6 separate regions of the Homo sapiens genome follow, and regions 1, 2, 3, 4 and 5 are each linked to region 6. Evidence: chromatin loops called from intact Hi-C (ENCODE). Cell type or tissue: PC-3. All regions are shown on one strand.

Evidence for each region. Hi-C counts contacts between places; a loop is a spot of excess contacts. Peaks named below come from ENCODE experiments on the same cell type or tissue, not always from the same donor. Only the 100,000 strongest peaks of a DNase experiment are listed, where the experiment ranks them.
Region 1: a loop joins it to region 6, with 4 times the contacts of the local background. A loop is called at or near these places in 40 of 110 quality-filtered maps.
Region 2: it touches region 6 in a loop (5-fold over the local background); 46 of 110 quality-filtered maps call a loop at or near these places.
Region 3: it touches region 6 in a loop (4-fold over the local background); 32 of 110 quality-filtered maps call a loop at or near these places.
Region 4: a loop joins it to region 6, with 5 times the contacts of the local background. A loop is called at or near these places in 16 of 110 quality-filtered maps.
Region 5: a loop joins it to region 6, with 6 times the contacts of the local background. A loop is called at or near these places in 16 of 110 quality-filtered maps.

The regions. Positions count from the first base shown.
Region 1 is chr12:124,382,433-124,387,432 of GRCh38, forward strand. NCOR2 (nuclear receptor corepressor 2) reads right to left here. Exons shown (of 49, transcript NM_006312.6): 19 at 3,313-3,455. Among named protein-coding and RNA genes, the nearest start is that of MIR6880, 48 kb to the left of the region's middle. RefSeq lists enhancers at 1-253, 1,699-2,435, 2,436-3,171, 3,172-3,908, 3,909-4,643. In PC-3, no CTCF peak of the experiment used is centred here; DNase peaks (open chromatin) are centred at 2,959, 3,809 and 4,899; H3K4me3 peaks cover 3,543 bases; H3K27ac peaks cover 4,952 bases.
Region 2 is chr12:124,679,053-124,684,052 of GRCh38, forward strand. No RefSeq gene overlaps it. Among named protein-coding and RNA genes, the nearest start is that of NCOR2, 110 kb to the left of the region's middle. RefSeq lists enhancers at 2,300-2,369, 2,560-2,629. In PC-3, a CTCF peak has its summit at 2,484; DNase peaks (open chromatin) are centred at 2,479, 3,099 and 4,309; H3K4me3 peaks cover 679 bases; H3K27ac peaks cover 4,629 bases.
Region 3 is chr12:124,748,034-124,753,033 of GRCh38, forward strand. No RefSeq gene overlaps it. Among named protein-coding and RNA genes, the nearest start is that of SCARB1, 110 kb to the right of the region's middle. RefSeq lists enhancers at 1,523-2,043, 2,044-2,564. In PC-3, a CTCF peak has its summit at 2,951; a DNase peak (open chromatin) is centred at 4,488; H3K27ac peaks cover 338 bases.
Region 4 is chr12:124,366,059-124,371,058 of GRCh38, forward strand. The region is part of intron 22 of NCOR2 (nuclear receptor corepressor 2); the gene reads right to left. Among named protein-coding and RNA genes, the nearest start is that of MIR6880, 31 kb to the left of the region's middle. RefSeq lists an enhancer at 3,027-3,528. In PC-3, CTCF peaks have their summits at 2,917 and 3,116; a DNase peak (open chromatin) is centred at 3,593; H3K27ac peaks cover 2,080 bases.
Region 5 is chr12:124,724,738-124,729,737 of GRCh38, forward strand. No RefSeq gene overlaps it. Among named protein-coding and RNA genes, the nearest start is that of SCARB1, 140 kb to the right of the region's middle. In PC-3, CTCF peaks have their summits at 2,712 and 3,373; DNase peaks (open chromatin) are centred at 2,764 and 3,354; H3K4me3 peaks cover 428 bases; H3K27ac peaks cover 1,271 bases.
Region 6 is chr12:124,566,556-124,571,555 of GRCh38, forward strand. NCOR2 (nuclear receptor corepressor 2) reads right to left here and starts at 1,057. Exons shown (of 49, transcript NM_006312.6): 1 at 753-1,057. RefSeq lists silencers at 103-322, 463-572, 593-952, 1,063-1,312 and enhancers at 1,433-1,482, 1,649-2,509, 2,510-3,370. In PC-3, a CTCF peak has its summit at 2,123 (motif pointing right); DNase peaks (open chromatin) are centred at 116 and 1,256; H3K4me3 peaks cover 1,668 bases; H3K27ac peaks cover 1,152 bases.

The DNA.
Region 1 (5,000 bases), 180 kb before region 6:
GTCCCAACCTGGATCTCGGGGTCCCCTCCTGTCCACGCCTCCAGAGTCTTCAGCGTCAGGGGACAGAAGGGCCACCTTCTTTATCAGCTTTGACTGTGTCATTCGGATCAGAATCACTTTCATCGACACTAGGACGACCCACTTTGAGTCCAGCCCTGGATGGGGGCTGTGTCTCAGCTCAGAATCCTTCAATGCAGCCCCCACTCCCTCCACGGTCCACTAACGAAGTGTTAGCTCCACAGCCCAGCAGGAAAACCCCATCCATGTCTCTGCCCTCAGGGCAGCTGCCATTGCTTCCCTGGGATACAGCAGGCGCTGAATATGGGGCTGCTGAATGGACAGTGAGGATAATACTGAATGCTTATTGAGGGCTGACCAAGGACCAGGCACCACCCTTTACAAAAAGAAACACACTTGTTCTTCAACAGCCCTACGACTGGGTCCCATTCTTATCCCCATTTTACAGAGGTGGAAACTGAAGCACGGAGAGGTGAAGCCCAGTATCCTTGGACCCAGTCACTAAGCGGCAGAGCTGGGGTACAAAGCCACCAGCTCCAAAGCCCTGCTCTGCACCATCCTTCTGGGATGCCTCTTTGAATGAATGGATGAATGAATGAATGAATCAATCAATCGTGAGTGTGCCACCACCAGCACCATCACAGCTCTCACTAGCAGAGTGTCTGGGGCATACTAGGCCGCATTCCCAGCACTCTGCAGGCAGCCACCCAGTGTATTCCCATAACAGCCCTTTGAAGTGGGTTCCATTATTGTCCCCATTTCACAGATGGGGAAACTGAGGCACAGAGAGCACAGGTCACTTCCCCAAGGCCACACAGCTAGTAGGTGGCAGAGCCTACGTTCAAACTCAGCTCTCCTGGGCCCAGTCCCTGCTCCCAACCCATAGCACACTGTGGCTGTGCCTGCACGCACCGTTCAAGAGGCGCCCTCGTCAGTGGGATCTCTGGCTGCATGTTCGTCCACGCCAGCGGCTTCACTGGTGGTCACCACACTCAACAGGGTGCCTTAAGCATGGCCCGTGCCACCTTGGCCCAGTGCTCATACCTCCCACAAATCTCCTAGTCTAATAAAACCTTCCAACTCAAAAAAAAAAAAAGAGGGGGCCTCAGGTGGCCCTGAGAAGGGGGTAGATGGCATCCAGATAAAATAACAATAACCACAGCAGTAAGAGTAACTAGGGCACGTCGCCCTCCCGGAGCGCTGCCCCTCTGGCAGGCACTAAGGACCTCACAGGTAATCACTCGTTCACTCCTCATAGGACCTCTTGGATAACAACTGTTATTCTCCTACCTTACAGATGGGGAAACTGAGGCTTAGAAGGCTGAATTCACTGCCCAAGGTCACAGGGGTGCCCAAATCCACAAGCTGGGCCTTGACCCCAGTCTCGCCCTGGGCCTAATGGGATGGTTCACCGTGCTGGGGTCTCTGGTCCTCCAAGCCACTCTCAGGTTTTGGAGTCTCTAGGGGTACAGTGGGGCCACACCCTGCGGAAGCCTGGAAAGCCAGGCTGTGTGGCAGCAGGCTGCAGCGGGGGGAGACGTCCATGGTCGTGGGGTGAGGGGGACAGGCGGAGGGAGCCCCAGAGAGGGGAGGCGGGGGGAGGAGAGAGAAAGTGAAAGGACAGCTGGGGAGAAAGCAGGAGGCCCTTTTTGTTCCTGGGGAGATGCTCAGGGCCAAAGCCCTGCCCCCAAGTCATCCTGGATGAACCACCTCAGACTCCTGACCTGGCTGACAGAATCAATGGCCCACAACATCCCCCGGCCCAGGCCCCCTTCTGCGCCCCCAGGCTGCTCTGGCTCAGGCCCTCTTTGCCACAAGGGACTTCAGCAAGTGTTAGGGACGGGGTTCTGCACATTCAGCCAGATGCGGTGCCTTCCTCCACACCCAACCAGAAGGCCCGAAGCATCCAGAAGGAAAAGGCGCTGCCTGAAGCCCTGAGCTCTGGGGACAAATCCCAGGGGCCAATGTGGAGGGCACGCGGGGCACTGCTTAACTGGAAGTGATGGGGAGGGGCCTCCCTGAGGCCAGAGGGTGGATCTCAGCCCTGACCACAGGGCCGTGGGACCGTGGCCCCTCGGTCCCGGAGCCACCAGCGGCCGCGCGCACACATGACTCACTAAGAACCCACTCGGGAGGGTGGAAGGATGTCCTTAAATTCTGCACAGTGCTTGGGCGGAGTTCAAACAGGGGGAGGCTATACCTGGTCCTCCCACTGCAGGCTGTGTGACCTCACAGCCTGCTCACCCTCTCTGGGCCTCAGCAGGTTGCACTGAGGGAGCAATTCAGCATGGCCTGCCCGGAACCCACTGCACACACTTTACACCCAGGCACAAGGCAGCCCGATGTCATGGTTTGGGAGTGGCGGGGGGAGGAGTAGTCCTGGGGGAGGGGAGCTATGCAACCCCTCCCTCAGTGCTTCTGTATCGATGAGGAAACACGCAGCCTAGCGATGAAGAGCGTGGGTGCTGATCTCATAACTGTGGGTGCATATCGCAATTCAGTCGCACATGAGCCTGGCTAAGCCTCAGTTTCCCCAGCTCCAAAAAGGGGACAATGCTTGGCAAGTGTGTCAAAGAGGGAGAAAGGAGGGAGGAAGGGAAGGAGGAGGAAGGGAAGGAGAGAGGGAAGGCAGCAGAGGTCTCCCCAAAATGCTCCTCAATTCCCAGAAACAGCTGTGGAAGAAGCGGCTGCTCCTCAGAGGCCATTTACACGCTGGCGAGGCGAGCCTGCACCTTCTGTGCTTGTGGAGGAGGGAAGGGTCTCAGCCTCCCGTGGCCTGCCTCAAGCCCTCCAGGATGCTGGGGCTGAGACGTCCGCCCCCGCCCCCCCAGACCTGTCCCTCCCCAACCACGGCAGCCCTAAAGCTGTGAGGTCAAATGGGGCAGGGGAGCCACTCGCTCAGGACCCATTTGCCTCCGGGTCCTCATTCCAACGCGCTGACAGCCCGAATTCCTGGCTGAGTCAGTCTGGTCCACCGCGCTCCTTCCCCCACACCGTGAGACAGGGCTGAGGGCCCCCAGAGGTGTCTGTCTGAGAGGAGTGGGGTGCAGGGTGGGGGTGGAGGGCAGCCTGGCCCGGCCCGTCTCCAAGGCAGGGACACTCATAGCAGCATTGCCGCCTGCAGCCATCTCGGGGTACTCCCGGGCTTGAACCCCCAGAAGCTGAGTTCTAACAAGGCGGCATAATAGCCCCTCCCTGGCCCATGCCTCCTGGGGTGCAGAGACATCTCCTGAGGCAGTCTGGGCTCCTCTCCCAGCTTCCCAGAGGCGCGGTGCAGCGTGACTGGGGGCTCACCATCTTCAGCTTGTGCTGCTGCAAGATCTCATCGAGGTTCTGCCTCTTCTTGTAGTTGAAGTAGAAGTTCTTACACTGCGACACAGTCTTGGAGCCCACCATCCGGGCGATGGCCGACCAGTTGCGGCCGTGTTCCAGGAGACCTGTCTCAGGAGAGGAGGGCAGTGAGAAGAGGCCAGGCCCGGCACGCAGAGGGGGCCTGCATCCATGGCCTGGGCGGCAAACGGGCCTGGAGCAGAAACCCAGCCTGGGGCTCCCTGCTCAGGCCCAGGACCTCTGGAAGAAGAGACAGTGATGGGCCACGTGTCCCCTAGCGGGGAAGGTACTAGAGGGTGGCAGTCCTGGCCTCTGGGGTCTGGTTTCTCAGTCACTTGACTCCAGGCCAGGATGCATGGGAAAGGCCTGGGCTGGAGGAGCCAAAAGCGACAGGTGAAGTCCCACCGAGGCCACTGCGCGGGAGTCTGGGGGCGGAGGGCTGTGAATATCCAGAACGCACAGCCTCTGCCCAGGCCCCACCTCTCCTGCTGGGCGGAGGGCCTGGCCTACGTGACCCAGCCCTGACACTCGCTCACAGCTGCAGGCGAGGCCTCGGGAGACGGGTTGTTTTCCGGCCACACCGGCCCAGCGAAAGGAAGGGACGTGGTGAGCAGGGGATGGGAGGGTGGAAGTCAGGGTGGGGATGAGCTGGGGCCAGGAGCCTCCAGGCCCAGGTTAACTGGGGCACCTCCAGGGCCCAAACTCCCTAAGGGCACCTAAAGGCCCACTCAGGACTCGGGGCCCACCAGGCTTGGTTGCGCAGCTGGAATTTGCTCCCAAACCCCAACCCGCACAACCAGGAGGTTCTCTCAGCCTCACAGACCTCCTGCTGTGGGAAGAGACCCTCCAGGAATCGGCAGAAAAAGCTCCCTCCATCACTAGGTCTCAGGCCAGAACCAGAGCATGCCGCCCCCCAGGTTCTAGTTTCAAGGCCACAAACACCAGGCTCGGCAGAAACACAGCCCCTGCTGCACCGGAGGCAGTGCCTGGGAAGCCAAGCCCCCGGTCTCGGCCTGTCTGCCCGGCGAGCTGCGGCACACACAGGCACAGGCCAGGCAGCTCTATATTTATGCCTGTGTCTCCAGCGGCGTGACCTTGTGTGGCCCAGCCAGTCCATGCAGGTAGGGCCTGCCCACTTTCCCAGGGCTGTGGGAGAGACAGGGAGTGCTCCTGACCTAGGGGTCTGTGCGGCAAGAGGGTGCCCCTCCAGGGCAGCAGGCCCCAAGGCTGAATCACGTAGCTCGGGACATGGCAGCCTCTCTGAGCTGGAGCTCCACTTGTAAGGACTTTAATGAAGGATTTCCCATAATGAAGGTTTTAACCATTTTCCTTGAATAAAATCAAGCTGCAAGCCAAGCTCCAGCTAAAATTGTTCAGAGGTTGGGGAGCTGAGGGGCAGCCGTCTGTGTTGGTATTTTCATTCATTCATTCATTCATTCATTCATTCATTCATCCACCCACCCACCCACCCACGTGCTGGCTGCCTGCCTGCTACACACAAGGCTCTAATGCAAATAAAACAACAGCAGCAGAAACATCAACACATCAGCCCGTGGCACGGCTAACTGACACACAGAGTTTGCAAAGCCCTTCAAAGACTTGGTTCCGTCTCATCCTTGCTGTCATGGCTGTGACCATTTTCCCATCCCCAG
Region 2 (5,000 bases), 110 kb after region 6:
GGCTTAACTCATAATAGGTGAAAAGACTGAGGCCCACAGAGGCAGCATTGCTTGCCCAGGGTCACAGGACTAGGCAAGAGCAAAGATGGGGTTCCAAGCTGGGGTTTCTGACCCAAGAGCTCCATTGCAGAGTACAGTGCAATGGCAAAGACATGACCTCAGAAGCAAGACAAGCTGTGTGACCCTGGACAAGTTACCCAGCCTCTCTGGGCTTGGGTGTCCCCTTGGGCAAAATGGGATAAGAGTACCTGCTTCCTAGGGTCCTCAGGAGGATTCCATCTGTTAATGCATCGGGCAGGCACTGGGTCTTAGCCTCACTGTCTCCTAGAAACGGGTCCTGGGATGAGGTTTGTAGACCCGCGCTTCAGGGGAGGCTGCACAGGGGAGACAGGACAGGGCAGGGAAGGAAGCCAAGCCCAGGTGTCACTCGAGCCAATATCCCAGCCTCAGCCGGATCTGGGTCTGAGGAGCACCCAGTTCGTCCTGCCCCAAGGCAAGAGCTCAGACTCACAGTGGTCACCCAGGGGCTGTCCCAGGGAATCACAGCCACCAGGCGGGTCAGGCTCCCTGGACATGGGGCCAAAGCACCGCCAGAGCCCGGGAGCAGTGCCCAGAAGCGAGGTGAAAGTGCAGGCAGTTAGGAGCAAACTGGAGAGAAGGGACACAGAAGCGTCATTGAGAGGCCCGGAGCGTGTGGGGGTGGAATCCTGACAGTACTCCTCACACTGCCCGGGTTGCAGGTTGCTATTTTAGGGTTTATTGCCTACAAACTTCAACTCCACAACAAACCCATCTGACCAGTGGAGTTGCCCTTGTTTTACATGTGGAAGGCCAGTGGTTTGGCCAAAGCGACAGGGCTTGGGGCAGGGATCCAAATGTCTAGGCTCCAGGTCAGCTTTTCACTGCCCTTGCGGCGTGGTGGCTGCGTGCAGGGCCCGGAGGAGAGGGTGCTGACTTGCACAGGAGGCCATGAGCGGCTCCAGGGCCTGGGGCACCCGGAGCAGGTTGTAGCATTCAGGATGCCTGGGGTAGCAAGTTAGAGAAAAATCCCAATTCCAACTGCTTTCATGATGAACATGGATTCTCCCCATGAGAGGAGGTCCCGGAGCAAAGGAGCTGCAGGGCTGGGTGACTCAGCAGCTCATTGGTGGCATCTGCACCAGGCGCTTCCTCCTCTCTCTTCTGCCACCCCTCAGTGTTGGGACTCCCTTCATGGCCTCAAGATGGCTGCAGCAGATCTGGTCATCACATCCCAACAAGACAGAGTGCAGTCAAAGATAAGGCAGCCATCTCTTCCCCCCTTTTTGTTTTTTGTTTGTTTGTCTGTTTTGTTTTGTTTTGTTTTGTTTTTGAGACAGAGTCTTGCTCTGTCGCCCAGGCTGGAGGGCAGTGGCTCAATCTCGGCTCACGGCAACCTCCACCTCCTCAGCCTCCCTGCCTTCTCCTGCCTCAGCCTCCTGAGTAGCTGGGATTACAGGTGTGCACCACCACGCCCAGCTAATTTTTATATTTTTAGTAGAGGGGGGGGTTTCACCATGTTGCCCAGACTGGACTCGAACTTCTGACCTCAGGCAATGCGCTCAGCTCAACCTCCCAAAGTGCTGGGATTACAGGCGTGAGCCCCCGCACCCTGCCTGGTTCTCTCTTTTTTAAAAGCAGGTAGGCTGGGCATGGTGGCTCAGACCTGTAATCCCAGCACTTTGGGAGGCCAAGAAGGATGGATCGCTTGAACCCAGAAGTTCAAGATCAATCTGGGCAACATGGCGAAACCCCTCTCTACCAAAAGCGATACAAAAATTAGCCAGGAATGGTGCCACATACCTGTAGTCCCAGCTACTGGGGAGACCCTATCTTAGAAAAAAATAAATAAATAGGTAAGAGCAGGTAAGCATTCCCTGTAAATCCCCCAGCACAGTCCCCTCCACGCCACAGTGGCTAGGGTTAGGCCACGTGAATATCTAGGAAGGGGGATGGGGTGGCCATGACGCTTAGCCCAGGGTCAGCAAACGGTGGTTCACGGGCCCCAAGCCTGTTTGTTTTTGTAAATAAAGATTGATTGGTGCCCAGCCACATCCTTTTTTTTTTTTTTTTTTTTTTTGAGATTGAGTCTCGCTCTTTTGCCAGGCTGGAGGGCAGTGGCGTGATCTTGGCTCACTGCAACCTCTGCCTCGTATGTTCAAGCGATTCTCCTGCCTCAGCGTCCTGAGTGGCTGGGATTACAGGCACAAACAACCATGCCCAGCTAATTTTTAATTTTTTTGTAGAGATGAGGATCTTGCTATGTTACCAAGGCTGGTCTTGAACTCCTGGGCTCAAGCGATCCTCCTGCCTCAGCCTCCCAAGCTGCACACCCTTTTTTTTAATATCGTCTGTGGTTGCTTTTGTGTGACAAAAGCAGAACTGAGGAGTTACCGCAGAGACGCCCAAGAAGCCTAGAAGAGTGACTCAACCCTTTACAGAGAAAGAGTTTGCTGACCCCTGGCTAGACTAACCGGGATCTACCCCTGACCCGGATTGAGTCATTTCCCCTGAGGGATGAATGAACACTATGACAGTCTGTGAGCCCCATAGAAGTGGGGGTGGGGGCTGGCCTGGCCGCTGCCAGTCGTCCTTCAAAGCTTTGCTACTCAAAGCGTAGCCCCCAGGCCAGCAGCATCCGCCGGGCATGGGAGCCAGGTCTTGGGTCCCACCCCAGACCTATGAAATCAGAACCTGCATCCTAACCAGACCCCCAGGGAACGTCACCCACTAAATGCAGCGCGTTTGCTTCTCAGGCTGTTGTAACAAGGTACCACGAAGCGGGTGGCTTAAAACCACAGGTCTGGAGGCCAGAAGCCTGCAATCCAGGTGCCAGCAGGGCCCTGCTCCCTCCAAAGCCCCTGGGGCAGGATTCTTCCCTGCCTCTTCCAGCTCCTGGTGGCTCTTGCGACCCTTGGCCTTCCTGGCTTTGCAGATCGGTCACTCCAGCCTTTCCTCTGCCTCCACGTTGTTTGTGCGTATCTCCCCTTTTCCTGTGAGGGCTTCAGTCATCTTGGACGCGAGTCCACCCTGATGACCTCATCTCAGCTTGATCACATCTGCAAAGATCCTATTTCCAAATAAAGTCACATCCACAGCTGCCAGGGGTTAGGACCCGGACATGTGTTTTCGGGAAACACAACCCCACCTGTGACCTGTGAGTAGTCCCAACACACACCACACATGGGTGAACTGCGACATACGTGCTTGTGCTTTTGGGAAGGACAGGGCTGGGGGAGGGGCAGCTCCAGCTTCCCTGCCTTCTCAGGCTCCCAGAGCTGCCCTCCTGGGAAACAGCACGCTGGAAGCTTCATGAACATAGCTGGCCTCAGGCTGGCTCAGGGAGGTCATCTCTACCCCTCATCTCCCACCAGGCCTGAGCTGCTCCTGGGCCTCCCGGGTTGAACCGTGAGTGCCCTCAGCAGGTCTGGCACTGGGTGAGGCATGTCAGGCATCCCAGGTGCCCCTCTGCACTGGCACCCTGAGAGGGCTTGCCTTCTAACATTCGGTACCCTGAGCCCAGCACTGGGGCTCAGCCCACTTCTCATCTCCAAACCCTGCTCCGGGCCTGTGCTCCCCAGCTGTGGCCAAGTGACAGGTGGGCCCAGCTCCTGCACTGGCCGCATGAACAGAAGCACCGTCTTCTCAGTGAAATTAATAAATGCCCAGCAAGTGCACCCTGAGCAAACTTCCTTGCTTTGCACATAACTGGTGCTTAAAACTCACGTGCTCGGTGTACGAGGAAGTAAATGCCGGAAATCCAGATTCCCTACAGCGACTGACAAGGCCCAGCGTGATCTAGCCCACCCTCCTTACCAACCTTGTTCCCACCGTTTTCCTCCTAAACCTCTAGTTTCCAGCTCCATGCCAAGCCCACTACGGCCCCAGGGCATTTGCACCTGCTGTGCCCTCTGCTGGAAGGCTCCTCCCCACACACAAGCCCATGGCTGGTTCTCTAACTCGATTTCGATTTCTGTACAGATGATGTTACCTCTTCAGAGGTAAGCCCCACCCCCTCACCTCCTCACTTTCTATCAAATCAAACAATTTTAACAACTGCGTAGAACTCACAACTGCCTCCAATCCTCATGTTCATTTATTTATCTACCTGCCACGTCCTGAGTGTCTAGAATGGTGCCGGGCACACAGTAGGTGCGCAGTAAAAACATGCTACTGAACTGAGAGAGTCCTCTCCTCCATCCCCATCAGGCTGAGCTCTTAGTAAACACTCAGGAGCCTCCAGGCCCCTGTATTAAAGGCCTGACAAGCCTCGCCCTGCTGCGGAATTTTACAGATGGGGCTGTTTCTTTGTGTGTCAACAGAGTGCTTAATCTCTGCTCATAATGCCAGGCAGGAAGGAGCCTGCTTTGCTGAGGAACTTCTGTCTCAAAGCCGCCAGGTAACATGAGTGGGGCCTCTGGGGTCGGGAGCAGCATGTCTCCCCATCCTGGCCTTGATAAATGTCCAGGGGCCCTTCCAGCCTCCGCCAGGCAGCTGCCTCTGACCACAGCCTCCTCCGCAGAGCTGAGCTACCCACGTGTGCTCACTTCTAAACTGCAAGCCGGCCCCTGAGGGGGTGTGTGAGGAGTCAGGGTCTTAAAAACTTCCTGCATATTTTCCCTTCAGAAATAGCATCCTTAACTTTCTTTTTTTTTTCCTTATTAAAAATGTACTCATGTAATCCACATGCACTGGCTGTGAGAAATTCCAAAATGTCTTTTGGAGAGAGATCCTTGCCCCCTGAGGCTGTCCCCATTGCACAGATGATAAGCACAGTCAACGAGGCTGGGCGCCCGTACTTCCCAAACTTTGTGGGGCCCACAGCAACCCTCTGAGGCTTTTACTTTTATCATCCCCATTCCACAGACAGGGAAACTGAGACTCGGAGAGGGACAGGGCCAGCAGCCAGCACATGTTGGAGGGAGGTCAATCCACTGTGGCTTTGAGCAGAGTGGTCGCAGGACTACTATGCCATATCCCAC
Region 3 (5,000 bases), 180 kb after region 6:
ATTATCAGGCCGGGCGAGGTGGCTCACACCTGTAATCCCAACTCTGTGGGAGGCCAAGGCGGGAGGATCACTTGAGGTCAGGAGTTTGAGACCAGCCTGACCAACATGGTGAAATCCCGTCTCTACTAAAAATACAAAAATTAGCTGGGTGTGGTGATGCACGCCTGTAATCCCAGCTACTCAGGAGGTTGAGGCAGGAGAATTGCTTGAACCCGGGAGGCAGAGATTGCAGTGAGCCGAGATGACGCCACTGCACTCCAGCCTGGGTGACAGAGTGAGACTTTCAAACAAAAAAAAAAAGAATTGATTATCGAGTCATAGTTGTTTTTAAACCTCCTAACACAAGGGTCATGGTGTATGTGGTCTTCTGTGACTAGGTTTTAGGTTTTGTTTTTTAACTCTCCACAGATGAGTCTTGATTTTACCTGAAGTGAGATTGACTCCGGGCACTTTGGTAGTGTCTGGAGACATTTTTGGCTGTCACAACTGGTGGAGAGGGTGCTGTGGCTCCAGGTATGCTGCGAAACGTCCCACAACCCACAGGACGGGCCCCATCACGAGGGGTGCACTGGCCTCCAATGTCCGTAGTCCCAAGAGACGCGAAGACGCACGTCCGCGCAAGAACTTGTACACAAATGTGCATAGCAGCGTTATTCACAGGAGCCAAGAAGTGAAAACAGCCCGAAAGTCCACCCGCTGACGACTCCATAAACCACACATGGTCTGTCCATGCAATGGAATATGACCAGCCACAAAACAGATTCAGCACTGACACGCTACAAAGTGGACAAACCTCGAAACATGATGCAGAGTGAAAGACGCCAGACACCGAAGGCCACACAGTGTCCGGTCCCATTTCTATGGAAAGCCCAGACCAGGCGGACCCGTAGAGCTGTACAGTAGGTTGGTGTTTGCCAGGGGCCGGGGGAGAAAGGAACAGGGGGTGACTGCGCATGGAACAGGGTTTCGTTTGTGCTTTTTTTTTTTGAGATGGTGTTTCACTCTTGTTGCCCAGGTTGGGGTGCAATGGTGTGATCTCAGCTCACTGCAACCTCGGCCTCCCAGATTCAAGCGATTCTCCCGCCTCAGCCCCCAAGTAGCTGGGATTACAGGCATGCACCACCACGCTCAACTAAATTTTTTTTTTTTTTTTTTTTTTTTAGTAGAGATGGGGGTTTCACCATGTTAGTCAGGCTGGTCTCAAACTCCTGACCTCAGGTGATCCACCCACCTCAGCCTCTTCTAAGTGCTGGGATTGCAGGTGTGCACCACTGCTCCCGGCCCTTTTTTTTTTTTTTTTTTTTTTTGGACAGGATTTCACTCCCATCACCCAGGCTGGAGAGCAGTGGTATGATCTCAGCTCACTGCAGCCTCTGCCTCCTGGGCTCAGGTGATCCTGTTGCCTCAGGCTCCTGTGTAGCTGAGACCACAGGCACACACCACCATGCCCAGCTAACTTGTGTAATTTTTGTATAGATGGGGTCTCGACATGTTGCCCAGGGTGATGTTGTACTCCTAAGCTCAAGTGATCCTCCCACCTAAGCCTCCTGAAATGCTGGGATCACAGGCGTGAGCCACCGCGCCTGCCTGGGTTTCCTTTTGAGGCTTGAAGATGCTGCTGCTGCACACATTCTTAGTCATGTCGCCTGGGACGCACGTTCAAGAATTCTGCCTTGGCGCACACCAAAGAGAAAAATTACTGAGTCTTCAAGAACAGGAAAGCTCCACTTTACTGGAAAATGTTGGCATTATGTTGAGTACTTGCTACTTGCACCCGGCACTGGGCTAGATAGCGACCTATTTTCTCATGTAATTGTCCCTGCACTAGTATTCTTGGGTCCATTTTAGAGATGAGGAAACTGAGACTCAGAGAGGGGGATTAACTGGCCTGGCCCAAAAGTGGCAGAACAGCCTTAAGCTCTTGGCCACTCATCCTACAGCTCACTCCCGTCACTCCCCTTGGAGCCTGAGAGACGGTTCCCCAAACAGGCACACTGCAGGCAGCGGGGCGGGGAGGGGGCTTGGCAGAAGCCACGGACATCCCCCCCGGCAATGGCCTTTGAATAATTCACCAGCCGCTTCCAGCCCAGCCCAGTGGTAAACACTTGTTTAGAAAGTAACCAAGAGCCTCCAACAGGTTTCCCAGAATGTGGCCTGCTGAAATTTCTGGAACCCCTGGCAAGCCTACATAACAAATCCCAGCCACCTATGCCCTCAGGTACACAGAACCGTCCACCACCCCAATGCCTCCTGCCTGCCCTGTGTCCAAACTTCAAAAAGTGCCTGCACACCCACACAGAGAGGAAAAGCACAGCTACAGCGCATGCAGGTCTGCAAGCCGCCAACCTGGTTCCCAGCAGAGAGGAAAAGCACAGCCACAGTGCATGCGGGGTCTGCAAACCACCAACCTGGTTCCCAGCAGAGAGGAATAGCACAGCCACAGCGTATGCGGGTCTGCAAACCGCCAACCTGGTTCCCAGCAGAGAGGAATAGCATAGCCACAGTGTATGCGGGTCTACAAACCGCCAACCTGGTTCCCGATGCCAGTTTTACTGTGAACTTGCTCTGTGACCACAGGGCAGTGACCTGACCTCTCTGAGCTCCAGTCTCCTCACTTAATATAAGAGGGATATCAAGGCAACATGCATACATGTCAGGCCGCAAACCCCGATCTGCAAGATATAACTGATTTTTATTTCTTTCCAATTGACTGGGGGCTGATTCCAAACCCCATCCTCCCAGGATGAAGGAAGATTCAGTCTCAGGATTGGGGCTCCTCCATGCTGGGTCGGATCAAAGACCAAATGTCCATGAGGTCCCTCCAGTCACTGGTTCCCCTGGGCACCCTGGAGAGACCTGGGATGGGGAATGGGGACTGTGAAGTGGTCCTTTCTGGGGTGAAGGGGGCGGGCCTTGTCTGTCCTGGAACTCTTGGCTTAGGGCGCCCTCTTCCTGGTGCAGGACACAAATTCTAGACCCCTCACCTCCAGAGCATTGCGGCAGAACCAGGTCACCAGGCCTGCCTCACTACCTGCTCCCAGCACACGAAAATCTCGCTCCCTCTCTCCATTTCCCTCCAGAACCAGCAACAGCTTTCCTCGCAAGCTCAGGTGTGACCAACGTGTAGTTCTCCTGTTCTGTGGGAGTAAAACTGGCTGGGCACACGGCCACAAAGCCTGAGACCCGGAGACCTCGCTCCCCCTTCCCTTGCTTCTGCTGGAATGTGAATGGAAGTGTCCACACCTGCTTCACGGGCTTCTCCCTCTCCCCCTTTCTGAGAGCTGGAATGTGGGTCTGGTTTTAACACTGCTTCAACCACGCCATGAGGACCATATCCAGGCGGGATGGACGACAGGATGGAAGGGGCTGGGCCCCAATTACTGTAAGGCAAAGCTCCTGGCCGTCCTGACGGCCCGCCTCCGTCAGCCCTCTTACAGTAGAGAGAAACAAGCTTCTCTCTTGCTTTAGCCAATGTTGCATTGGAGTTTCTCTTCTTTCTCTCTCTCTTTTTGTTTTGTTTTGTTTGTTTTTGAGACAAGGTCTTGCTCTGTCGCCCAGGCTGGAGTTCAATGGCTCTATCATAGCTCACTGCCACCTTGACCTCCTGCCTCAGCCTCCCAAGTAGCTGGGACTGCTGGTGTGTGCCACCATGCCCACGTCCAGCTAAATTTTTTTTGTATTTTTTGTAGAGACAGGGTCTCACTATGTTGCCCAGGCTGGTTTCAAACTCCTGGCCTCTAGTGATCCTCCTACCTCAACCTCCCAAAGCACTGAGATTACAGACATGAGCCACCGTGCCCAGCCTGGAGTTTCTTTGTTACAGCAGCTGAATCTATACCCTGACTAATACATCGAGTTTTCACAAAAGGCCAGTATAGATGGACTATCTTCCAGAGGCTTCTCATCTCTGCCCAGAAAAACAAATATCGAGGAAAGGGCTGGATGTTGCCTTGGAATTGAGGGAGGGAAATCACAGGGTGAATAAACACAGATGACTATCTCAGTAAAGAACCTGCTTACCACAGTGCCTTCCTTGGGGGGTGGTTTGAAGGACCCCCAGGGACTGATGCATACAAGACAGCCGGCTCCTGAGGCCTGGGGCACAGCGAGCGCCGACTGCCAGAAAACACCGTGGCCGCGGGGCGGCTGCACTGAGCCTTGTCAATAGTGAGCACTTTGCCGTGAGCCCTGTCTGGCTTACAACCTGGCATGTGGGCTTGGGCAAGTCATTTCATAGTTGCCACAAATAATTACCGAGCACCTACTGTATGCCAGGCACCAAATAATTACTGAGCACCTACTGTATGCCAGGCACCAAATAATTACTGAGCACCTACTGTATGCCAGTTCTGGAAGCTGGAGACGAAGTGGGGAGTGAGAAATACCTAGTCTCTGCCCTCTCTGACTCAGCTTTGACTATCTTGAGAGGTGCCAGCCCAGGGGTTCTTTGAGTGCCAGGCTGACCAGCTTCAATGCCCTGCAGCAGGCACTCAAGTTCACAGCAGATGGAGTGATGTGGCAGAGGCACAAGGAAAATGATTAATCTGGCAGCGAAAAACAGAATGGATTCGGCTCAGATGATTAGCAGCCCCAGGAGGGACAAGGAAAAAAAAAAAAAAACCCTGACTCTACGATGGCTCAGCAGAACTGCTCTCTCTAATAAATAATAATTCTCCAGCTTTCCTGCTAACAGTCACAGGCAGGATTTCTCATCTCTATGCCCGTCCCCCACCAGAAGTCAGGCATGGCCGTGTGGCTTGCCTGGGCCAATGAGATGTCAGCAGAAGTGATGTAAGTTGCATCTAAGAAGAAGCTCTAAGAAGCAGTGCACAGCCTGCCTCAAGCCCGATGATGCTCCACATGGCAGAGGCCCCCTCTGCATCCCAGAGTGAGAAGACATGGCACAGAGCCCATTGCCAACACACAGCAGACACATAGCACGGGTGAGAGACAAACGTTGGTTGTTAGAAAACCATGAGATTTTGGAGTTGTTTGTTACT
Region 4 (5,000 bases), 200 kb before region 6:
TGCCCTAAACCCAGCACTGCCACTCCTAGGCACACACCAGGCAAATGAGAGCAAATGTCTATGCAGAAACCTGCACGTGCCCACCACTGCAGCACCGCCCAGCGCACAACAGCCAGAAGGCAGAGACAACCCGACATCCACCAAGAGACGAATGAGGAGACAAAGCGTGCCCTGTCCGCACGATGGAACACATGGCCATCAAAAGGCATGAGGCTCTGACACGGGCTATGACGTGGGTGGACCCTGAAGACACGATGCGCGTGAAACAAGCTAGTCGCAGAAGGCCTCTAGTGTAGATTCCGTTTCTGTGAAAAGTCCAGAACGGGCCAATCCATCGGGGACAGAAAGGAGATGAGTGGGTGCCAGGGCTGGGAGGAGGGAGGATAGGGGTGACTAGTGATGGGCATAGGGTTTCTTTCTTAGTATAACACTGAATATACTAAGAAGAACTGAATGATACACGTTTTTTTTGAGACAGGGTCTTGCTATGTCACTCAGGCTGGAGTGCAGTGCTGTAATCTCACTGCAGCCTTGACCCCCTGGGCTCACGCAATCCTCCCACCTCAGCCTCCGGAATTGCTGAAGCTAAAGGCACACATCACCGTACCTGACTGATTTTTGCATTTTTTTCTTTTTTGTGGTAGAGCCAAGGTTTCTCTATGTTGCCCAAGCTGGTCTTGAACTCCTGGGCTCAAGCTATCCTCCTGCTTTAGCCACTCAAAGAGCTAGGATTGCAGGTGTGTGCCACTGTGCCTAGCCTAAATGATACGCTTTCAATGGTGAAATGTATGGTATATGAATGATATCTTAATAACGGTTACAAAATGAAATGAGGACCATACTATATGCTAGCCATAAAGGGTTCGACGTATCAGCTGTATTTTCTCTATGAACAGTAAAAATAATATTTTTATATGTGTGTACAAATAGAAAAATAAAATATAAATTTTAAGGTTGAAATGCAAACGTTTGTATATGTGTAAAGATAATTCTATAGAGATAAAAATATGACTTTATAACACACACAAAACATGAGGTGCCACTGTCCCATGCAGTCTGCCCGAGAGCTCGCGTTTTCTATGTGGGGCCTGAGTGCTCCCTGTGCCTTGGTTTCCCTGTGGCCCCTCACCTAGTAGGGTGTGGGCAGTCAGATTGGCAGGGGGTGAGCGGGGGCAGGGGCTGCTGCCCAGAAGCTCTCAGCAGGTACCCTCTGGGGGGCACACACAGAGGCCCAAACCCTTCTTGAGCCCCCAGAGCAAGTGGGGACTGTGGTCATGGAGGTACCACTTTATAGTTTACAAGAGGTCTTCTGATCCCAGCCAGAGCTCTCTCATGGGTAAAGAAGGCAGCAGCCAGCACAAGGGCTGGGTTCAAGTTCTCGAGGGGAACGAGAGTCCTAAGCCCCCAGAGGGAGCGGCCACCAATAGTGGAGGAGGAAGGTGGAAAACGCTCAGAGCTCAGGGCCCATCTGACCGCCCCTTGTCCCGTAGCCATGCTGGAGGAGCGCCACCTCCAGAAGCCCTCCTGGCTGGCTCTCCCCACCCTCCACTCTCCCTTCTTTGTTTTATTTTATTTATTTATTTATTTTTTTGGAGACAGAGTCTTGCTCTGTTGCCCAGGCTGGAGTGCAGTGGCACAATCTTGGCTCACTGCAAGCTCTGCTTCCTGGGCTCAAGTGATCCTCCTGCCTCAGTCTCCCTAGTAGCTGGGATTGCAGGCACACGCCACCATACCTGGCTAATTTTTTGGTATTTTAGCGGAGACAGGCTTTCACTATGTTGGTCAGGCTGGTCTCAAACTCTTGACCTCAAATGATCCACCCACCTTGGCTTCCCAAAGTGCTGGGATTACAGGCATGAGCCACCGCGACCGGCCTCTCTCCTTTGTTTTCTTGGAAGGCAGCCACTTCTATTTTCCTTTCTGGCGGCCTGGGTGGGGCGGGGACTCTCAGGGCCTGGCACAGAGTATGTGTCTGGGAGGGGCCCCACCCTGCCTACCCAGCCCTGCAGTTGCGAGCAAAGGCTCGGATCCCCTCTCTGACCATGTGACTTAGCCAACTGTGCCTCGGTTTCTCAATCTGGAGAGTGGAGACGAAAGCTTCAAGGGCTGTCCGTGGGTGGGCGTGGGGATGCTGGTGACCAGCACGTGGGGCCGAGTGGGTCGGGCCACCTTCTCCTCACTGTCATTTTCCTTCCCACTCATGAAGGCCGGTTGGGGGGCAGGGCACGAGAGGGGGAATAAGGGCCTGGGGACATTCATCGGAACATGCTGGGCCTGCAACAGTACATCCCCTCTCCACCCAGCCCTTGCCTCAGTTTCCCCATGGTCATCAAGCTGGGACAATCCTTGCCACCATCCTAGGGCTAGGAGGGAGAGGGAGGGCTGGTTTGTGAACAGGCATCCCTTGCCTCTCCAAGGCCCCAAGATAAAACCCTGACCCGTCACTTCCACCCGTGGGGCCTGCCCACCTCTCTGACCTCTCCGCCCTCTCTGCCCTGGGCTGCTCACTCCACTCTACACCCTGCTATAGGCCTCTCTGCTGTCCACTGGACATACGCTCATGCGGCCACAGGGCCTTTGCACTGGTGGTTCCCAGGGGGTCTGGCTTTCCCTCACACTAAGGCTCTCATTGCCCTCCAATGTCACCTCCCCAGAGGCCCTCCCTGCCTGACCAGCCCACTCTCCCCTGCTCCCCATGCCCCATCTGCCCATCACCCACTCATCCCGTAAACAATGGTTTCCTTCTCCATGCCCTCACTAGAATGTAAGTGCCTGGAGTCAGGGCCTTGTCTGTGCAGTTTCCAGCGCCCCCGGCGCCTGGCGCATGCTGGTGCCATCAGTCACTTGCAGAATAAAGTAACAAAGGTGAAATTGCTGTTATGATCTTCCAAAATGCCAGAGGGACAGCTGAAGGAGCTGCACTCCAGCCCCCTCTTGGGGTGACCTCTAGGGGGTGTCCCAAAGCAGATCCAAAGGAGGGCAGCTAATCTCTGAGCGCCCACTGTGGCCCGTCATTAACTGAGTTATTCTTGCAATAAGCCATCCACGCCCACCTTACAGATGAGAAAACTGAGGCTTGGGGGAGGGGACTCCCAAGGCCAGGCCCTGCCAAAAAAGCACCCAGGCACCTTCTCTGAAGAGTAAGAGAGGGGAAGGCAGGCAGGCTCGGGGTTTTGCAATTGAAGCCACTATCTCTGGTCGTCTGCCAAGAAAACACCCAGGCAGAGCCACCTCGAAGAAAGTGCCAGCGGGCCGAAGGAGAATGTGATTTTCTCTCTCCCAAAGTCACCGGGGCGGGGGGCCAGATGAGAGTCATCTTGCGTCCATCCAGGAACACAGAGCTCCCCCACTGGGGCTGCCAGGCAGGAGGGATGATACTGGGCGGGCAGCCAGGAGCAGGGGTCGCCTGGGGGGCCCGCCCGTCCCACCAGCCCTTCCCGGGAGGCCCTGGCTGCCAGGGCCTACTCTGACGCATCTCGTCCGCGTCCTCCAGCGTCCGCCCGGCCCTGCGCAGTCGTGGCCGGCAGAGGGAGGGGTGGCGGGCTGCCGGCCAGGACGAGGTCAGCAGGCTGGCCAGAGTCCAGCCTCGTTCACTGAGAGGGCAAAGCAGGCCCCAAGGGCGGGGGCCTGGGCCTAGTCGCACAGGGCGGGACAAACCAGGTGTCCTGACTCCCAGCCGAGGACTCCTGCACCCGGGGGCTGTGTGCTGGACACTGGGCAAGGGGTGGACGTACGCCAGGCCCAGCTCGGGGAGGGAGGACACGGCCCTGGGCGGGGCTGCAGGGGAGAGGACGGGAGGCTGCAAGTGCCCTGCGGGGCCTCAGGCCTAGCCTGAGTGTTCTGGGGACGGACAGGATGCAAGCTGATCCCCCGGCTCCCCAGTCCGGGGCCAGCCACATGGACCCAAAATACAGACTCTGGGAGGCAGCTTATCAATGGGGCTGCCCCATGACCTCAGCGGTCCCCCGGCGAAGGCAGAAACATGTGTTTCTATGACTCTGTCCCCACAGCCAGCAGGAGCGGGGCGGGGAGCCGTCTGCCCTGACCCCGCTATCCAGGCACAATGGCCCTGGCTGCCTGCCTCCAGGGCAGACCCAGCCACACCATGAACACTGTTTTCCAAGCTGGGACTGTCGGGCAAGAAGCTCAGGGATTTGGTGCCCTCAGAAACCCGCAGGCCAGGCCTTTGCTCATCACAGGGTCAGGGTCAGGCCGTCCACTTCTCACACGCATGGGCGCGGTTCCTGTTGGCAGTGGTTCCTGGGGACCCTGAGATTTTGTTTTGTGGAACCTATAGAGATCCGGGTGAACCTCAGTTCCTAGGGAATGTCCTAGGACTTCCCCCTTTAACATGGCCCAGGGTGAACCCCAGGGCAGAGACAAGGGCCCCGCATGACCCTGCGGGTCTGATTTTCCTCCCTCGCTTGCTCTGCCCAGGACCATTCCAAGGGACTTGGGAGGGGAGAAAACAGACCACACTGTAGTTGAAATAAAATGGCCTGCCTGCCCCACCAGAAAACAATTCCTCCAGCCATCCAGATGTGAGCAGGACGCAGTCTCCGCGGGTCTGCCCTCTGCCAACCGAGATTGGCCCTAACTTGGGTAGCCATCTTTGGTTCTGGGCTGGAGGCCTTGAGGCCCAAAGCATCTGTGCTGAAAATGGGTAAAAGGTGGCATTCTCAGGGATGTGGGGTCACCCAGGCCAGGAGCAAAGACAGAGGCCAGAAAGGAAAGAACACACCTCAGAGACATCAACACCCAAACAGGACGACACTGGGGTCCTCCAGGCCACCCCAGCTGGAGAGGAATTTGCAAGGGGAACCTCTGCACCTGTGATCCAAGGTGATCACCTGTGATCCTGAGCCCTGGACCCTTGGCTGATGGGAGATGAGCCACCAAAAACATGTTGAACCTGTGGCTTTTCCCCAACCCCACGGCCACCACGCTCGCATCTCCATCACCAGCCCCAGGGCACTTGCAGCTGCCTCCTGACTGTGCCT
Region 5 (5,000 bases), 160 kb after region 6:
CAAGAGGCAAACGGTCCTTAGATACATTGGGAGGGACGTCAGTGAGTTTTTTTTTTTTTTTTTGAGACGGAGTCTCGCTCTGTCGCCCAGGCTGGAGTGCAGTGGCGTGATCTCGGCTCACTGCAAGCTCCACCCCCCGGGTTCACGCCATTCTCCTGCCTCAGCCTCCCAAGCAGCTGAGACTACAGGCGCCCGCCACCTCGACCGGCTAATTTTTTGTATCTTTAGTAGAGACAGGGGTTTCACCGTATTAGCCAGGATGGTGTCGATCTCCCGACCTCCGCCCGCCTCGGCCTCCCAAAGTGCTAGGATTACAAGTGTGAGCCACCGCGCCCGGCCCTCAGTGAGATTTTATAGAGAATTGCTGAGAGTGTGAGAGACGATAAACATTGCCAATAGTAACCTTGTCTACCAGTCTTTGGGTAAAAACAGCAGCTGCTGTTTACCGAGTGCTTACCACGTTTCTGACACTGCTCTGAGGGCTTTGTTTGTCTGTAGTCGTTTGGTCCCCATGACAAACCGGTAAGTGAAGAAATTCACAATGCTCATTGATATATTAAAGGCACTGATAAGTCCTGATAATCCGATGAGTGAAGAAATGTTATCATCCTCATTTTCTAGGCTAGGAAACTGAGGCACAGAAAGGTGAAGTAGTGTGTCCAAGGCTGCACAGCTAGGAAGTGGCTTAGCTGGGAGCTGGAACTCAAGTCCAGAGCCCGTGCTGTTCTCTTAACCCTGCACTCCGTCACCTCTCCGGGGATTACCAGGGCCCGGATGCTGGGCATTTTCTTTTTTCTTCCTCTTGTTAGCCTATTTTGCAAAGGCAAACACTGAGACTCAGTGAAGGGTGCAGGTTGTTCAGGCCCCTGTGAAAAATGAGAAGCAGACCACCTCCTCTGGGGCACCAGATGCCAGGACGGAGGTGAACAGCACTCACCTTCACTTTGCCGCATTCAGCTCAGCAGGACAGGCCCTGGTGGACCTCCACCCTCTCCAGACCCATTGCTTGGCTCGATAGTAAAATAATGCTGACCCGAAAGATCAGAAGCAGAAGACGGCTTGCTGCTATCCACATCTGCTGCTTATTCAGCATTCTTGCTGAACTTTTAAAAAATCCCTGAGAATGCCAGAACTAGACTATAGCTTGCTTAAAATGAAAGAAAAAAAAAGGAAAAACTGATAATGTGAGGAATCTTTCCTGCAAGTCAGTGCAAATTAAATGGGTTTAAGCAAATAGGGAGGTTTATTGGCTGAAGCAATTTAAATTCTAGGAATAGCATCAGCTTCAGGCATAGCTGGATCCAGGGGCTTGGCTAATGTCATCAGGCTTGGGTATCTCCTTCTCTCTCTGGCCTGCCCTCTCCTCCATGTTGGTTTTATTAATAGACGTCACATGGTGGCAAGACGGCTACCAGGAGCTTTATGCCACATCCCCCAGGCCTGAGTCCAGCAGGAAAGAGATGTTCCTTCAGGGTACTACATACAGCAAATGCTCCAAGATCAACCTTGATTGGCCATCTTAAACCATATGGGGACAGCAGTAAGCCAGTTGGCTCAGATCCAAATCACTGGCCTGGAGTTGGGTGCACCGTCTCTGGACCAAGAGCGGAAGGTTGGATCCCCCATGGAAATCAGGACATTTTGCCCGAAGGAGGAGGAGCAGAGGCTATGGAGACAGACTCAGGTGCTCACTATACCAAGAAACGAATCAGACCCTGTGTGCTGGCATCTTCTGTTTGTCCGAGAGATCTCTCTCTTCCTTTCTCCACTGGCCCTCTGCCCCTGAAGCTGACCCACCTTAACCACTTCCACAGCCCACTGCTCTCTGCCTCTGGTTGGACTTGGCACGGGGTAGCCCGGCAGGACATGAGTGAGGTCAAGGGCTCCCTCAGGCCACTCAAGGGCCCCTCTCCTCTCCATACAGCTCCTGCTACATTCCCTCTCCTCCTGGCTTTCTGGAACTATCCCTTCCCTCCTCCCTTCCAGCCCAGGGGTGGTGGCATCACCTCCATTTCCAGCCCAGGGTTCCTCTATTCCTGCCCACACTTTTGAAAATGGCCCCTGTATGAAGCCAAGCTGGAGTTATCCACATGTGACTGTTCCTGCTTTTCCTGAAGTCTTGCACCCAGATAGATGCCCCGGAAGAAACCCAGTGCATGCTGGGTCGCCCGGATTCTCCCATGATCCCCTAGTGTCAGCCCCTCCCCCACCAGAACCCACCCCCACCCCACCCCGGCTTCCCCCAAGTCTTAAACGCCAGTGAGTTGAGAGGATGAAAAAGTTCTGGAAATGGATGGTGGTGATGGTTGCACAACAATGTGAGTGTGCTTCGTGCTGCCAAATTGTACATTTAAAAATGGCTAAAATGGTAAATTTTCTGTGATGTATATATTGCAGTAAACCACAAGTTTTAGCCTGTTAAAAACAAAAAAAGCCAATAAGCACAAATCCTCATCCAGCCAGTGTCCCAGCTTTTCTCTCTCCCTGCTCCACCTCGGGTATAGCAATTCCTGCTCGGAGGCATTTGGAGAGGAAGCCCAGTCTACTTTCGATCAATGCGGTATTGATTCGTGTTTCATGAACAAGGACAAAGGCTGATTGCCTTCCAGTGGATCTGAACTTCACACGCCCCCAGGCCTCAGGCACAAAAATGATGCAAACCATTTCCGCAGCCAACAGGGAGGAGGTTCAGCAACCGGCCCTGGGGCGGGCAGGGGAAAGAAAGGCGCTTGGCCAGCGCCACCTGGTAGGAGCCACTCCGGGGCAGAGATGACAAGGTCCGGAGCAGACACCCAAGTTCCTCTTTCCAGCACGGGAACTGAGTCACCCTGCCTGTGTCCTCCCAGCAGCTCCGTTCTGCCCGTAGGCTGGGAGTGGCCTGGTTACAAGGCCAGATGCCCACGGTCAGCAAATTAAAGACAGTCCTTTCCACTGGGAAGAACCAAGACTCCCAGGGCACACAGTAGGCCGGGTTCTAGATGCTGACACTAAAAAAGGGAGCTGAGGCCAGGCGCAGTGGCTCACACCTGTCATCCCAGAACTTTGGGAGGCCGAGGTGGGCAGATCATGAGGTCAGGAGTTCGAGACCTGCCTGGCCAACATGGTGAAACCCTGTCTCTACTAAAAATACAAAAATTAGCCGGGCATGGTGGCGGGCGCCTGTAACCCCAGCTACTCAGGGGGCTGAGGCAGGAGAATCGCTTGAGCCTGGGAGGCGGAGGTTGGTTGCAGTGAGCCTAGATCGTGCCACTGTACTCCAGCCTGGGTGACAGAATGAGACTGTCTCAAATAAATAAATAAAAAGAAGGAAGCTGAGCCGATCACTCCCTGTCCTCATTGAGTTGATGCTCCAGGGCAGCCTGTCTAGTAGAAACATAATGCCACCCACAGGTAGAATTTAACATTTCCTAGTAGCCACGTTAAAAAAGAAAAAAAAAAAAGGGAAAAAAATGTGACTGGGCTCCTTGGCTCACGCCTGTAATCCCGACACTTTGGGAGGCCGACGCGGGAGGGTTACTTGAGCCCAGGAGTTCAAGACCAGCCTGGGAAACACAATGAGACCCCATTTCTACAAAAAAATTTTAAAAGTTATCAGGGCATGGTGACACCTGCACCTGTAGTCCCAGCTACTTGGGAGGCTGAGACAGGAGGATCCTTTGAGCCTGGGAGGTTGAGGCTACAGTGAGCCTTGATCATGCTGCCACCCTCCAGCCTGGGCAACAGAGCAAGACTCTGTCTTGAAAATAATAAATAAATAAAAATAAAAAATGAAAAAAGAGATTAATTTTAATTTAATCTAATTGATCCAAAATATTATCATTTCAGCATGCACACCACATAAAAAATTAATCTGTGAGCTATTTACATGCATTTGTTTCATCCTAACATTCTGAAACCCACTGTGTATTCCACACTTAGAGCCCATCTCAATGTGGACACTAAATTCTCATCGGAAATATTTGATCTGCATTTTGATTCCATAAAACTGACAGTTGAAAAGGTACATTAATCTACTGAAGTTGTTCCATAGAGACTTAAAAGTCTCCAAGAACTGAGTATCAAAAAATCATCTTCCTTTAATATTCACATCCACACTGGCAAAACTGCTTCGGTTTTTAATTTTTAATTTAAACTAATTAAAACAAAGATATGAAGACATAAAATTCAGTTCCTCCGTCCTGATAGCCACATTTCAAGTGCCTGATAGCCACACGTGACCAGTGGCTATTATTTTGGCCAATGCCGTTTTAAATGGAGGAGACAGGCCGGGCGCGGTGGCTCATGCCTGTAATCCCAGCACTTTGGGAGGCAGAGTCTGGCGGATCACATGAGGCCAGGAATTCAAGACCAGCCTGGCCAACATGGTGAAACCCCGTCTCTACTAAAAATACAAAAATTAGCCGGGTGTGGTGGCGGGCGCCTGTAATCCCAATTACTCTGGAGGCTGAGGCAGGAGACTCGCTTGAACCTGGGAGGTGGAGGTTGCAGTGAGCCGAGATTGTGCCACTGCACTCCAGCCTGGGCAACAGAGCAAAACTCCATCTCCAAAAAATAAATTAATTAATGAAATAAATGGAGGAGACAATGAAACTATGTGTAAATGGCATCATTTCATGTCAGCAGAATCTCACAGTAGGTCCTCTTTCCTTGACTGGCTTCTTTCATTTAGCAAATTATTTTGAGACACGTCCATATTGGGGGTAGGTGTGCATGCATACATCCACCTGATAGTAAATGCCAAGAAAGAACACAGAAACTAAAGGCAGGTTGGGAGTGCTTTTAGCTAGAGAAGAGATTTGGATAGGCCTCTCGGAAGAGGTGATGTTTGGCAGACTTGAAGGCAGTGGAGATCTGTGCCACGTTTGGGTCTGGTGGAAGAGGGTCCCAGGCAGAGGGAACAGCCAGTGTGAAGGCCCTGAGGTAGAAGCATGCCTGGTGTACTCAGGAAGCAGAGCAGAGGCCGAGCGGGCTGGAGTGGACAGAGGTTGGGAGAAGAGATA
Region 6 (5,000 bases):
GTCTGGGTCTTCCCAGTCGTGCCCAAGTGGGATCAGCTCTGAATTCCAACTTCGCAAAGTAGTGGCATCCCAAGTATCCGCACAGCCCGGGGGAGGGACTAGGAGGCGGCCCAATGAGGCGTCACCAGCCACGGGAGGCAGGCCCAGACACCAGGAACACCGGCCCGCGGGGGAGGGGGACCAGGGGCGACTCTCCCGAGGGACCCCGCCCAGCGCCCCGTGGCCCCACGCCTAGGAGGGACAAGGCTGGCTCTCCCCCTCGGCTGGTGAGAGACCCTCATGCGCCCCTCCACAACAGCCAGGCCAGGGAGCTAGGGGTACCATCTCCAAGGGCTTTCAAACCCGCGCTGCCCGATGGAAAATAAGGCGCAGTGTCGCCCCGCCAGGTCCGGGGCTACACCGGGTACAAGGGACGCCTGGCGGCCAAGTCCCCAGAGCCGGCGCACACTGTGGGGGGCCGCTCTGTGCATTTCCAGCGCGCCCCCCGCCCACCCCAACGCCACTTCCCTCCTTCCCGCCCCCTCGCTAGGGAGCTGGAGTTCCCCTAAGTTCCCCGGCGCCCCCGAGCACGCGGGCCGCAGTGTCGGCGGGGCGCCTTGCTCCCCAGCAGGCCACCCCCCGAGAGCGCCAACTCGGGAGTGCAGGGGCCCCGCCAACTCCGCCGCGTGCGCCGCCCGATCCTCCCCGGATCCCCCGGAAGCGCGCTCCGCGCCTCCCCCCGCCCTTCGCGGGGACCCTCGGCCCCAACTCACCTCGCGGAGGTGGCAGCGGTGGCGCCCGGGCTTGGGGCGCGCTCGGGCCGCCGGGGCGCTCAGGCAAGTGGCGGTGCCGATCGGGCTGGGGGCGCGCAGCAGGCCCGGCCTCGGGTCGGGACGCGATCCTCCCGCCGCCGCCTCCTAGGGCGCCGGCCCTGGGTCCCCGGCCCGCAAGTTGGCGCGCATCGCGGAGCGCAGGGCGCGGGCGCAGGGCTCGGGCGGGGCGCCGGCGGACGCGGGGCTCCGGTGCGGCCCGGCCTGCCCGCGGCTCCGCGCTCCCCGGCGGCCGCGGCGGCGGTGGCGGCGGCGGCGGCGGCGGCGGCGGCGGGAGGGGGAGGAGGGGGCGGGGCGCGAGCCCGGGAGGCGGTGGCTCGGCCTCCCTGCTCCCGGCTCCCCGCCCGCAGCGACGCGCCCCGGCCCGGCCCCCTCTGGCTCCTTAAAGGGCCCGCGCCTTCTCTCCAGGCCCTGCGCGTCCCCACTCGCGCGCGCACGCCGCCACACACACAGACACGCACGCACACACTTGGGCGCGACGCCGAGTTTCTTTTTGGCAGCTCCCCGAGGAGGAAGGAGGGGGGAAGCGCCTCCCAGCCTTCCCCTCCCTCTTCTCCTGCGGGCCCGGGGGCCCTCCTCCTCCTCTCCAGCCCCAGTACCTCACTGGAATCGCGTTTCAGCTATTAAATTATAACTCTGGAGTGGCCGCTGGATGGGGAGGGGGCGCGCAGGGAGGGCCCTACACAGGGCCTTTTAGGAGCACGCCCAGTGGGGCACTTGGGGACGGGAGCAGACAGTAGCGCAGAGCCCTCTCCAGGCAGGAACACGCTGGGCCTCCCCAGACCCGAGACCCAGCCCGGGCGAACACACTGCAGACTCACCACCCACCACGGACCGGAGATGTCAGATCTCACACAGACAAATACTGGGACACCCACGCGAGTTCACAGCACCCCGGAGGACACAGACGCTAGAATGCCAGTTTCCTGAGGGCAGAGATTTCTATTTTGTTCACTGCCCTATCGCAGTAGGGACTCACGAATGTGTTGAGTGAAGTCCCACTTGGGGACATTCAGGGACACAAATGCGGAGACAATGCAACGAGCCTGTGTCCCCCCCGCCCCCCCCACACACACACACAGACACACACATCCCAAAGCGTGACCCTGGGAGCCACACACGCCCGGCCTGCACAAGCACGCAGTCACAGACGGCACACATGTGCTCGCTCCCCCACGCACAGGCAGACACTCTCCGCTCCAGCAGGAACCTGGCCCCCCTGGCCGCCCTGACAACCCAGTGTCCTCATTTACCCCCTCCTCCCACCCCCTCCAGGTTTGCCCTCTCCAACCAGGGCAGATCTCTTTGAACAGCAGAGGGCACTGGGAGCCCTGGGCCTGGAGCCTCCCTCCCTCCCTCCTCTTCTGCTTTCTCCTAAGATGTTGGAGAGTTTGAATTTTTTTTTTTTTTTTCAGTTCAACTTTCCTTTTTTGGAGTGACGTCTCAGCAGATTCAGTTCTGCCATCTGGCAACATCTGAGAACCCCCAGGGAGAGCGGGGAATGGCTGCGGTGGGGAGGCAGCCGCGTGGTTTCCAGAGGCCGGCGGGCCTCCCGCCTCCGCCAGGATGCTGGGTTTGCCGGGCTCCCCTGCAGCCAGGTCCTTCTCTGCCCCCTCGGGCTTTTAATTATGAGCTTTTGGGGGGCTGGCGGGAGCCTCTGGGGCTGACAATGTCTGGCAAAAGGGAAGTGGGTGTGGAGGGGAGCAGTTTGCAGACTGAAACAGGAGGGGTCATAGGTCAGTGCCCCCCCCCCACCTCCTTGTTTTGGCCCGACCAGCTCCAGTTCTGCCCAGCCAGTCGGTCCGAATCCACAGGCAAAAAGCTGGAGCCGCAGAAGGAAGGCCTGATCCCCCACCTCCCCCACCAAGGGTCTTGGAGAGGGAAGCGGGGGCGGGGGAGCTCCTCTGCCAGCCCCAGGCCGCCTGGCAGCCCTCCTCTGTCACCTGAAAACCCTCTGGGAATTTGCATTTCCATGAGATTCAGCTCTATTTGAAGCTGGAGGAGGGACATTTGGGGTGTCTTCAGGGGTCTCCCAGCTTCTGCCCTCGAGGGCTCCCTGCAGGCTTAGGAGCGGGGAAAGCAGGGGGTCTGTCAGCTTTGTAATGTCCCAAGCGTCACCTAGAAATCCCTCACTGGAAGCCTTATCAACTCAAGCGCCAATGGCCTCTGGCCCGACCATGTCACAGATGGCAAGACTGAGGCCAGGAGAAGGGCAGCGTTTATCCCGAAAGGGATTGGCCCTTTCCCGTCTGCTCCTGTTTCCTGGCTGAATTGGGTTATTAATCTCACCCTCACAGACGGCGGGGAGTAACACCAGCACTGAGTGAGCACTTACCCTGGGGGAAGCAAGGGGCCTGGTCCCAAGTAGGGAAACAGGCCTGGAGAGATGAAGAACCCGACTTGCCAGCCTCCAGCAGCAGCCCGTGATTCCAAATGAGTGCTGGAAATCTGGACTCTGGGGAGGTCTCAGCTGAGCCCGCCCCTTCCCCCAATCGCAGACCGGCACCCTAGTTTGCTACTTTGTTTCTACTGGGCTCTGAGTGACAGTCCATGAGCAACTAATGGGAACAGTACCTTTAAAAAGCGGCCAAAGAACACTGCACACAAACAGCCTTCCCGGGGGGGCCCCCTGGACTGTGAGTTAGTAACAGTAACAGCTAAGAGCTTCCCAAACATCTCAATTGCCTTTGTGAGGGAAAGACTTTCAACATACCCATTTTACAGGAAGGGAGAGGGAGACTCAGTTGGGAAGTCACCAGGGACACTGGGAAGCATGTTGTATGTGTCCCAGGCCAGGCTGCAGCTGGCTGGAGCATGCTGTATATATATCCAGGGGGCTCCCGTCCAGTTGGCGCCAATTTCTGCCCCTTGGGCTTTGTCTCTACCATCTCCGGCCCAATCCTTCAACCATTCCTTCCTAAAGACTCCCTCCAATCCTTCAACCATTCCTTTCTAAGTACTTGGCAAAATAGTCCAGCTCATCCCCGCCTCAACACCTTTGCACTTGCTGTTCCGTCTGCCTGAGACTGTCATCTTCTATCTTCAGGTCCCAGCTCCTTAGAGAGTCCCTTGCAGCAGGGTGCAGTGGCTCATGCCTGTAATCTCAGCACTTTGGGAGGCCGAGGTGGGTGGATCACCTGAGGTCGGGAGTTCGAGACCAGCTTGACCAAAATGGAGAAACCCTGTCTCTACCAAAAATACAAAATCAGCCAGGTGTGGTGGCACATGCCTGTAATCCCAGCTACTCGGGAGGCTGAGGCAGGAGAATCGCTTGAACCCAGGAGGCAGAGGTTGCAGTGAGCTGAGATCATGCCATTGCACTCCAGCCTGGGCAAAAAGAGCGAAACTCTGTCTCAAAAAATAAATAAATAAAGAGAGAGAGTCCCTCACTGACCCTGTATCTGAAGAAACCGCCAAGGCCCTCACTAACTCAACATCCTATTCATTTTTGTCACCATTTATCACCACCTGAAACTATCCTGGGCATTTGTCACTGATATATATTGTCTTTGGTCACCAGAATGTCAGTTCCATGAGAGCAAAGACCTTTCTGGCCAGCTCACTGCTGTATCCTCAGCACATAGTGGGCACTCAATTCAAATGTGTTGCGACTGAATTAACACATGAATGAATGAATGCACCAACAGAGGGGGAAGGAGGCAGGTGTTGACCCTGGAAAAATCTAGAAACAAGTGGGAATGGCTGATCCTGTATCTGTGTTTTCCAGCACTTGCTCCTTGGGCATATTTTAGGATGAAGCCTTTACCTTTCCACTGGTCCCAACCTCTGGGTAGATGGGACTCCCAGGAGCTTGAGGTTGCAGTGAGCTGTGATCACACCATTGCACTCCAGCCTGGATGACAGAGCAAGACCCTGTCTCTAAAATATGTTTTATTTGGGCCAGGCGCAGTGGCTCATGGTGTAATCCCAGCACTTTGGGAGGCCAAGGCGGGCAAATCACCTGAGGTCAGGAGTTGGAGACCAGCCTGGCCAACATGGTAAAACCCCATCTCTACTAAAAATACAAAAATTAGCCGGGTGTGGTGATGCATGCCTGTAATCCCAGCTACTCCGGAGGCTGAGGCAGGAGAATTGCTTGAACCCTGGAGGCGGAGGTTGCGGTGAGCCAAGATCATGCCTCTGCACTCCAGCCTGGGCAACAGAGTGAGACTCCATCAAAAAAAACAAAAA